2 separate regions of the Homo sapiens genome follow, and region 2 is linked to region 1. The links are chromatin contacts, found by Hi-C or POLR2A ChIA-PET in ENCODE. All regions are on one chromosome and are shown on one strand. The core of a region is the stretch at or near the end of the contact, and the rest is flanking DNA. Distances in the headings are between cores, read along the strand shown. Region 1 has its middle 25 kb from the start of LINC02834. Region 2 has its middle 86 kb from the start of LINC02834.

What was found. Hi-C counts contacts between places; a loop is a spot of excess contacts on that map. ChIA-PET counts read pairs that join two places held with the same protein, here RNA polymerase II (POLR2A). Pooled maps may share reads with other maps.
Region 2: a map of gastrocnemius medialis shows a loop between it and region 1 (7-fold over the local background). The contact joins two enhancer-like sites. A Hi-C loop is called at or near these places in 8 of 168 maps with a recorded cell type or tissue (CD14-positive monocyte, GM23248, IMR-90 and 5 more) and 4 of 50 pooled maps. POLR2A ChIA-PET finds 5 or more read pairs at or near these places in 3 of 52 experiments (PC-9, WTC11 and activated CD4-positive, alpha-beta T cell).

The regions. Positions count from the first base shown.
Region 1 is chr9:86,731,034-86,736,341 of GRCh38, forward strand. No RefSeq gene overlaps it. Among named protein-coding and RNA genes, the nearest start is that of LINC02834, 25 kb to the left of the region's middle. Within about 2 kb of position 3,045, at least 5 of the 41 ENCODE cell types and tissues checked have a DNase peak (open chromatin) inside an H3K27ac peak, as active enhancers do; they include gastrocnemius medialis, where a contact is called at or near this core.
Region 2 is chr9:86,791,850-86,797,157 of GRCh38, forward strand. No RefSeq gene overlaps it. Among named protein-coding and RNA genes, the nearest start is that of LINC02834, 86 kb to the left of the region's middle. RefSeq lists an enhancer at 1-992. Within about 2 kb of position 2,987, at least 8 of the 41 ENCODE cell types and tissues checked have a DNase peak (open chromatin) inside an H3K27ac peak, as active enhancers do; they include gastrocnemius medialis, where a contact is called at or near this core.

The DNA of each region.
Region 1 (5,308 bases), core at 1,795-4,294:
AATATACATTTATTATAGAAAATTTAGGCGAACCAAAAAATACAAAAGAAAAAATCACCTATAACTCTATAACTTTAATGTTTGTATGTAACATTAAAATAAATACGGATCTATAACCTAGGCAGAGTATACAATATGATGTGATTTTTAATAAAGTATAAAACATTATATTGAATTAAATATAATATGTGATATGTAACTACTATAAAATATTATGTTGCATTATATATTTTTCCCACAAAATTGGAATATATATATATATAGTATATTGCAACTTAATGGTATATATGTTCAGACTCTTAAATGTGAATGAGTAAATGTTTGATGAAAGAATAAATAAATGAACTCATACATTAAATGAACAAGTGCATAGAAACGTTAATTTTTCTTCTGGCAGGGGAGGACTTACAAGTTTTCTAAATATTTTAAATGAAAGGAAATCTGAGAGATTTAGACTAACTTCCTTATAATGGGATATTATTCCCTTCATCCTGACCCTGTCCCTATAACATACACATACACACACACACACACACACACACACACTCGTCACCACATATTGTTTCCCTAATCATATAAATCATTCATGTGGAAAGCCCTCATGTATTCCAGATATTTCAACATTGTTTATGTTGGGCTGAATTTAGGTGTTATCTTTCTTTCCTCACTTTTTCTTTTTGGCATCCAAATACTTCTCTTTAGAGATAAGCTATTATTCAACAAATAGAGCTTCAAATAAAAACCTGCCCAGTTATTCTAAGGTCAACTGCCTCTGACTCAAGCAGTTGCTAAATTGTTTTGAGACTGGAGCTGTACTCCTCAGTCTTCCAAACATTGCAGAAAGAGGAAAAATGGAAAAACAAACGTAAGGCAGAAAAGATGGGAGAAGAGTAAATCAAATCTCATTTGCCTCTGCTCCAGTGTTGTTTAGAGGTGAAGAAGAGGGTTCTGATGTCAGAGAGATCTGACTTGAATCCTGACATTGCCACACTTAGCCATGTGACCTTGAACATTTATTTATTTTGGCCTCTTAAAGTTCTAGTTTTCTCATTAATAAGATGGGGATAATAGCAGTCCTATTTTATAAGATTAGTGTGAGGATTAAACAAGATAATATGTACAGTACTTAGAACAAGGACTTTTAAAGACTAGGTGCTAAATACTAAGCAACTATAATTTTAATATTATTATTTTTAGGTCTTTCTTAATGTTGATATTATCAGGCAAGCTTTGACCTTGAAACTAAAGAATTGTAGAGGGAGCCACAAAATTCACTGTAAATTTCATTCTCAAAACTATTTAAGTGTTTTTCTTGTATCTTTAAAATGAATACTAACATGGATCACATCTCTAAGGGACTGGTGGGAAGCAGTCAATTTTCTGCTCATAAAAGGAACCTAATACTGTTAAAAAAAATAAGTACTCACTCAGACCTGCCTAGGATAATTATAAGGGCATGCCACAATCCATAGTGCTATATTGTCTCTTGATTTCAGTACCCTATCCAGATTATAAATTAAGGCCTCTGATCTTGGTTGGAGAATTACCCCATGCAGTTAATATTGCTTCTTGAGAGTGGCTGTAAATGAAAATCCAGTTCTGTTAAAGATTCAGTTGCAAAACAGAATGTCAAAGCTGATGAGGTATGATGTTGTCATGGGATTGGGGTTTAGCACCGTGAAACTGATCATCCATGAGTCATTTTTTGGCTCCAATATGGGTGCACCTCCAGGGAACAGTAATGGGATTTACAAGTATCCTGGCAGCCATCTGATTGCTGTGTGTTCTGCCCAAACTGCACAAACTGTGAGATGAGGACGAATGAACCCAAGAGGGAATTGCATTTCATGGATTAATTCTTTCTGGCATTTTCAAGGTATCAGGGCTTGAGAGAACACTGTGTTGATTAGCATTTGGTGTTAAACAGGGTGGGGACGAGAAGACAGGAGGACATATGGTATTTCCCTTCCTACTTCTAGGAAGATGTCTAGCTGGCCCAGAGGGCTCACCAGCAGTTGGTGAGAGAGGCTCGGGCACAAGAGTAGTGGGGAAAAAGAGAAATCTCTGAAGAGTTGACAGGGATACGAAACAGACAATAGAGCCAACGAGGAAAGAGACTGAGGCCAGCACCCTGAGCATGTCCATTGCGAGGGCACATTTTATGGCTCCCGTGAAATGTGGTCTGCAGCATCTCACTAAGCCATCTGCAGCAAATGAGGCTACAGTTTCCCTGCGGACTGTGTTGAATCCGAACTGAATGTGGCAGTGCATTTTCTTTGCTCAGTTGTCCTCCTTCTTGTATGTGTACATTGTCCCCTTGGCCATCTTGGTCTTCTCTCTTCAGCCTGCCAGAAATGACGTTCTTGGTCACAGAGGCTCCAGTGTACTTTTATCAGTGTGACTCTTCCCACAGTGGGCACGACAGAGTCCCCTGGGTTCTGTCCTTTTCCTACACTCTCATGGGAATTATGAATGGGATGAGTTCATTGCTTGAATAGGAAGGCTGTTTCTTCATGGGCATACATGTATCTATTAGCACTCTAGTGACATGTTAATTGATAGGAAATGACATATGCATTGAAGAAGGATGGCTGACCAGTCAGATAGACATCCTCTAAGTCTGGTGTGAGAGCCACTGATTTCTACCAGGGCTTTCCTGTGTGCCTTCCCCGGTGAGCCACTTAACTTCTCTGGATCTCAGTTTCTGGAGGCAGTTGGTTAAGCTTTTGTACCTTTAAGCTCAAATTTTCATTGCTGGTTGTTTGATATTGTTTGTGCGTGTTTTTGTATATGTGTGTGGAAAGACAGATAAATATAAATACATGTACTAGTCAGAGCTCTCCAGAAGGATAGAACAAACAGGATATATGTATATATAAAAGGGAGTTTATTAGGGAGAATTGGCTCACATAATTACAAGCTGAAGTCCCATAATAGGCTGCCTGCAAGCTAGGGAAAGAGAAAAGCCAGTAGTGGCTCAGTCCAAGCCCGAAAGCCTCAAAATCCGGGAAGCCAACAGTGCATCCTTCAGTCTGTGGCTGGAGGCCCAAAGCTCCCTGGGCAGCCGTCAGTGCAAGTTCCAGAGCCCTAAGGCCAAAGAACCTGGAGTCTGATGTCCAACAGGAGGAGGAGGAGAAGCAGGCGTCTGGCATGGGAAGAAGAAAGAGAGCCAGAAGACTCAGCAAGCACATTTATCCATCTTCTTCCACCCGCCCTGTTCTAGCTGCACTGGCAGCTGACTGGATAGTGCCCATCCACATTACGCACCCTCTCCCTCTCCCAGTCCACTGACTCAAATGTCAATCTCCTCTGGCAACACCCTCACAAACACACCCAGAAACAACACTTCACCAGCCCTCTAGGCGTCCCTCAACCCAGTCAAGTTGACACCTAAAATTAACCATCCCAAAGTATATGTAGTTTCTTTAGCTGTAAACAAAATTTCTACTTCTTGGTTGTTTTGAGGCTTAAAGAGATATGGATGTAAAATCTTCCAAGCACAATGTTTGGTGCATAAGAGCCACTCAATAAATACATGATGAATGAGTTAATATTACTATGCACATAGGGACATGTGCTCAAGCCACCCCTGACTTACAAACCCTCAGTTGAGCTCAGTCCCTGCACATGAACACGATGACTGTAGGGATCCAGCCTCTTCCTTTGGCCTTTCCTATTGCTGCTGCCTACAGTCCTGGCCACCATGCAGCCATTCCATCTGGTTTCATGGAACTACTGGAATGTCAAGAACTACTGGAGGTGGGGCAGCTTACCCCCATTTACTCAACTTGAGAGGGTGAGATCCCCTCTTCCTGCTGGGGCAACATTGGGAATGGATAATTTCCTGGCAATCTGACTTGCTCCTTGAAGTAAATTTTCCCAGGGAGCAATGTTTTACATGGTAGTTGATATCTTGGAGCAGCCTGCAAAAGAATCTTACATGAGTCAGGGAGGAAACACATGACACACTCAAACTGGATAATTTAAGAGAGTTTAATAAAGGGATTGTTTCCAGAGATGTTGGCAGCATGTAGAGAAATCACAAGGGATGATGCAGTCACATGGAGAATGTCAATGGGAAACCTCAGGTGTCACGCTGGGCCTCAAGAGGCAATGACAGGAGTAGTTATCAAAACTTGGGGGAGACAGCTTTGTGGGTACGGCCACCAGCCAGACCATCTTCAGTGGAGAGACACAGTCAGCTTGTGCTAAGTGAGCAGGGAGCCAGGGAGTCAACATCCAAATCTCCATCTCCCTCCACCCATTGGGTGAACCCAACCAGAAGCCAGAGAACAAAGGGGCCAGTGAGTGCAGATCATTCAGATCAGCCTTTTGGGTGGAGCAGGATGAAAGAGGGCAGACTGGGGATCTGCAATCGTAAAATGGTTTTCTAAAAGGTCTTAGAATCTGTAAACCAAAAATAAAATTCTAAGTCCTCCAACTGACTTAATGGAACCCTGCTGTCAGCCAAGGGGACTCACTGAAACCTGAAAAACCAGTTGAGACCCTGATGGGAAGGGGGTGTCAGACATAGCTCATTATGGTCTCCACCCTTTGGAGTTCAGGCACAACTGACAAGCATTGACATTAAAACAAAGATCCTAAGACCGACAGAACAGACTCTTTGTAGCAGTAAGATACCAAATTCCAACCTGACTCTAGGATAGCATCACAGGATAGATAGCAGGGCCTTGAAATAAATCAAAGTGTTTTAGCCCCAAATATATTTCTTTGACGTGTTTTTGTCAAAGAAATACGCAAAGCTGTCTCTTGTGGGGGAAATTTACATTCTATAGAGAATCCCCTTCCCTTTCCAGGTATTTTCTGATCCTAAAGAGATTGGCTGAGAGCCCAGCACCTGTTAAAAGTCTAAATAGGAAACATTTGCCATTGCTTCTAAGGGCAGCCACCTATGAGACTTTATCTACAAAATAAGAACTTTGGTCTCCACAACCCCTTATCTTAACCCAGACACTCCTTTCTATTGATTCCAAGTCTTTAGATATAACTTAACTCTTTCAACCAATTGCCAACCAAAAAAATATTTGAATCCACCTATAAAAACCCCTGGAAGCCCACCTCCCGCAACACTTTACATTATCCCACCTTTCCAGAGCGAACCAACGTATATTCACATGTATTGATTGATGCCTTAGGTCTCACTAAAATGTATAAAACTGAGCTGTAGCCCAGCCACCTTGGGCACATGCCCATAGGCCCTCTGGAGGATGTGCCATGAGTCACAATTCATAACCTTGGCAAAATAAACTTCTAAATTAATTGAGACATCTTTTGGTTTACAAACCCA
Region 2 (5,308 bases), core at 1,737-4,236, 61 kb after region 1:
CAACCTCCAGAGGTTTCCTGCCTGCCAAAGTTGGTGAACCTCTGGTATGATGTAAAGACTTCCCAGTGGGGATGCAGAAGACCTGAGTTCAAATCCCTGATTCTGACTCCTTGGCAAGTCAGTTAATATCTGTAAGCTCCCAGTAAAAAGGGCCTTTATTTATTAATCAAGCTTTCCTTGAGTGCCTGTCAGGTCATTGGTCTATGAAGATGAGTTTAACATAATTCCTGCCTTCAAGGATCACATACCTCCTTCTTGGAACCCATCTATATGGTTTTCAACTGTGGTGTTTAAAAAGTACACCTTTCCACTTGTGCCACGATGCAGAATTTTAGCTCTGATTGCTAATAAAAACAAGATTGGGCTGAAATGATCCAAGATACAATCGAGGGTCCCAGGGTCATCTTCTCTAGCCCTGTCTCAGGGTGACTCAGAGGTGAATCATAATTTGTGATGACTCACATTTACGTGGCTCTGCAGAGAAAAGTAGAGCAGGTGAGCTTTATAGTTCCTTATTTACAGTCATTCCATGACTGAGGCAGACATGGAATGACCCATCTTTTCACTACTCTAGAGCCATCTAGAGTCTCTAGAGTTGTCTAGAATTATTTGTCCTTGGCTTTTCAAGGTTGAATTACATCTTTCTATCAAGGAGGAACTAAGGGTTGCCCTGTAGGATATGATCCTGGTCTTCATTCTTCTTCAGTTGTTATGTCTAGGAGCATGTCATGGGTTGAATTGTGTCTACTCCAGAAATATATGTTGAAGTCCTAACCCCTAGTTCCAGTGAGTGTGACCTCATTTAAAAATAGGGTCTTTGCAGATACAGCTGGGTTCAGATGAGGTCATTGGGATGGGTCTTAACCTACAGTGACTGATGTCCTTAGAAGAAGAGAAAACTTGGACACAGAGACACACAGAGAGGGAAGGCCATATAGAGACAAATGGGGTGAAGGCGGCCATGTGACAACAGAGGTGGAGAGTGAAGTTATGCTGCCAGGAGCCAAAGAAAGTCCAGGGCTGGAAGAGGCAAGGAAGGATACTCTCCTAGAGGCTTTGGAAGGAGCATGGTTTTGCTGACACCTTGGTTTCAGACTTCTGGCCTCTAGAACTGTAATATAATGAATTTCTCTTGTTTTAAGCCACACAGTTTGTGTTATCTTGTTAAGGGAGCCCTAGGAAACCACCACAAGTTGCCTGTTAGCTATTGTTCAGAAGTCTTATGGTGGAACTCGGTTGGGAATACAATACATGGCTGGACAATATATTGAGGCCTTCCGTAAACATCACTGACCTCTAGCAACTACTTTAGCTAATGCTATTCTTTGAGTATTGGAAAACACTCTCATGACATAATTGTCAGAAGCCCCTGTGCCCCACAAAATTTTCTTTATCCATGGCCTACATGAGAGATTCATCCCTTTGAGTTGAAGAAAGTTTATGCCTTAACTCCCTTTTCAAATAGAAAAGATGCCTGAAGGGGAAAGCTCATTTAAGAGTGAGTATCTCATTCTTTGATTACTATGGGAAGAAAGTAGAGAAAGTGCCTCTGAAAAAAAAGGCGGTTCCCAGGAGCTTGATGGGTGACCTGGAAGTCAAACTCTACCAGTTCAGGATTTGCTCCTCTTGTCCTGGGCTAGTTTTGAAAATTTTAGTAGGAACTTCAGCTATGTTTTGATAATCTAATTATTATAGAAATCCAAGAAATTGATAATGGATACTTGGCAAAATAGAGAAGGAAAGCAGCAGCTGTAGGTTATCATGATACTCTTAACTTTACCTTACTAGTATATTTCTTTCCTTTATGTATGTGTGAAAAATAATTCTTTTCTTCCCCATTCAAAAAGAGATCCAGAAGAAATATTTAATTGCTGGTGAGATTGTGTTTAGAGTTTAGAAATAGAACCCCGAAGTTCTTGAAGGTGGGGGAGCACAGACATTTCCTATGGAGTTGGCTTAAAATTGTATGTGTTAAGATTCTTTCAAGGATCAAGAAAAATTTGTATAAAGATAAAAGCAACCAAGTTGGCAGAGATGTGAAGAAGCTTGCCTCTCAAAGGGATTCTGAGGCGGTTGAACCTAAAGAATTGCTCTTTCATCTCTTCCTGAAGGGAGTTCCTGACAGCAGACTCTTGACTTAAATCAAGTGTTTCCAAATATTTCCTGAGTCCTGCTTTTATTTATATTTTTAATCAGCAACTATAACTAGATATCACCCAAATTCAACTCTAGAAATAAATTCCATGCAGTTGAGTTCAGATCTATTGACTTGCTCCATCAGAGAGACAGAGAGAGAGAGAAAAGTCAGGAGTTTTATATACATATATTTGGAATTGAGATCCTTTATGCAAAATAGCTCGTGATTAGGCCATTAGTCTCTACAGAGTTACTTTATTAATGCACATCAGTCAGTTTTCAGGAAGGTACGTTTCAGTTCAAAAGAAAAATTAAGAAATAGTACAGCATTAAGGTGGAGAAAAATAAAATCTAAGAAAAAAATTCAGCATGAAATTAAAGGAGAGCCTGACTATGATCCCATTTCCCCATCTGAGCCCAGAAGATAAAAACTGTAATAAATTCATTCATCTACACCCACTTTAAATATTGGAGCAGATCAGCAGTTTCACTGATGTACAGCCAGACTTTGAAGTCTATCTGAGCTCTCTGGAATTCAACCAGCCACTTTCCAGACCATGTAATGTATTGCAGATCTTTCCACATTATGCATTCCAGATGGCCACAGTAATTCTTTGTGCATTTTCTCCTTTCTTATTTGGGTTACTGGGGTAATTTGGGAATAAAGAGTGTATGCTACAAAGTGAAAATTGACATACAGTTACTCCGTTGTGCTGCTCAGATGACAATGATGGATATTAAAGAAACTGAAAGAGTTAAATACATATATAGAGAGAGAGAGTGCAAGGGGGTGGGGAGAAAGAATGAGGAGGGAGTTTTCCCAAGGAGTTCTTTTTGCTGCTTGCTAAAGGAGGGAGCTGTGGCTGTGCTGGAAGCACTACGATTGCTTCATAACTGTTTTGTGGGAGTGCAGAGGAATTATCAGCTCTCCTCCCCCGCCTCAGCTCCCTAAGCCAACAGGCCATCACCTTCACCTTGAAGCCAGGTGATCATACAACTTATCTACAAAACCAGGGTACTTCTGAGTGTGAAGGGGGTGCTATTAAGAATTACACCTGGGCAATGGGCCTAAACCCCATTCACAAATCAGGGCATGTGTTTACCCCACCTCGCAGAGTGGCTCTCCAGGAGGATGCTGAGCTGTTTAAATGCTAGTTGTATTTAATTCAGCACTTGCTCAGGGTGAAGAGGCTGCCAAGTGGCTGTTGACCCCCGTGTTTGTGGCGACTGGACTCTCCAGGTCCCCACACAAAGTCAACACGTGCAGTTAATAGGCAAAAAGCGTTTGGTCACCAGACGGGCTGTTTCACCTCTGCGGCACTCACCCTCACTTGGGCCAGCTTGCCCTGAGCTGATTTATGTGGCATCCTAGGGCCCTGACTGAGTGTGCCTTAGGGTTGCTTCATTGTTTCTATTCAGACTGTGAGAGGGATCTGTGAATGAAGTGAAATAATGGTATGCAACCCTTTCTAGCCAAGGAGACAGTCTTCTTAAAAAATCATTTTTAAGATTGCCTTTAAATATCTCTACTGCAAATGCAATGTGTGCTTTCATTGCCATTGTTTTTCTACATAAAGCCCCCCTTTGTCGTCCTGCTGTAGCAGGCATTCTCAAACTTTGCTATACATCAGAATCACCTGTAAACCTTGCGAAAGTGAATGCCAGAGCCCCATCCCTGGAGAATCTGATTAAATAGGTCTCACAAACATCTGGAAGAAGGGTCCAGCTGGAAGAATCTGCAGGAGATAAAAATCCTATAGAAATCAAGCCCTCTGCAATTGTTTTTCTCGTAAAATTCTTCTTCATGTCCATGAAAACACAGTCCTGGAAACCCAGCCAGCCTTCCAGATTCAATGTAGGGAATGACTCCTCTTCCAAAATCATCTGAAAGCGATGACTCTCATCTGGTGAAGAAAGATGGATTTTATTTTCTGAGACACCAAACAAACTATTGCAAGCATCTCGCTGTTTTTCCAAGCTGTTCTCATTTGCTGGCCCTGGTGGTGAGGGCTATGCACACAAGGGCAGTTTTCTTTGCAATGAGGCAGGAAGCTGAGGAGCGTGTTCTTCCAGGGGAGCTGCAGCTTGTGTTTCACGGACGTAAAGGGCTCCCAGATTTGGAGGCAACAACTGGAATTTCAGACTTGGAGCCAAACGCCCAAATATTCTAGGGTTGCACAACAGGAAAAAAAAAAACATGTGTATCTGTGTCTGTGTTTTTGTGCCCAAAGACATGGACAGATAAATCTCACAGAAAAACTTTATTTTTTCTCAAACACTCAGGAAAATTGGCCCTTCGTTTATTTGCACAAAGACCGCTGTGTGATTCAGATGCACACCCAGTTCAGGAATACTCATTGCCATGTAAAATGTAGGCTGTTATGAATATTCTTTTTCCCCTGACTGTGACAATATTACATGTTTATTTTTAAACACTTGAAAAAAAACAGAAAAGGGTAACAAGAAAAGCAAACCACCTAAAACCATGCCTGTCAGAGATAACAAATGTGAATATTTTAGAGTATTGCCTGCTGAGTTTTATATTTTCATAGTACATGTGTCATCGTATGGAAATTTTAATTAGTATGCTGTTTGATCAAGTTTTCACTTAGTGTATTTTGAGACTTGCTCCATATTGTTAAATATTATTTACAAGATTTTAGCTTTTTATTTTCTGGCTGCACTAGAAAGACAGATTGAAAAAACAACTCTGTCTACTATCTAACCAGTAGTTTGTTTCCTTTTTAAAGTATTTATATGTTGCGGCTGCAATTAATTGCCTTCAAATAAAAACTTCTATTTAACATAACTGATGTATTGAAGGTCTTGTTGCATACTGCTGACTTGAAACCTGGGCATTTTAACTCCATCCATGCATGGCCATTGTTGAGGCCGGCCTCTGTGAGGTCAAGCACTTAGAGTAGGAAGTTTGTATTCTGTACATGGACTCCACAAAACCCCATGAAATTCCCCTGCCAAAGTTGAGAACTCATTAATTTCTGCCAGCTTTTCTGAACATGGTTACTTTTGGAGATTTGCTATAATGGCAGGAGTTGTGAATTCCAGCATTTGAAGAATGGGGTTGGGATATTTCTTGGTCTCTTCATAGCTGTCGCCATCGCTACCCGTGTTCCTTTTGGGGAGCAGCAGAGACAGCAGGCGCCTTGTTGGA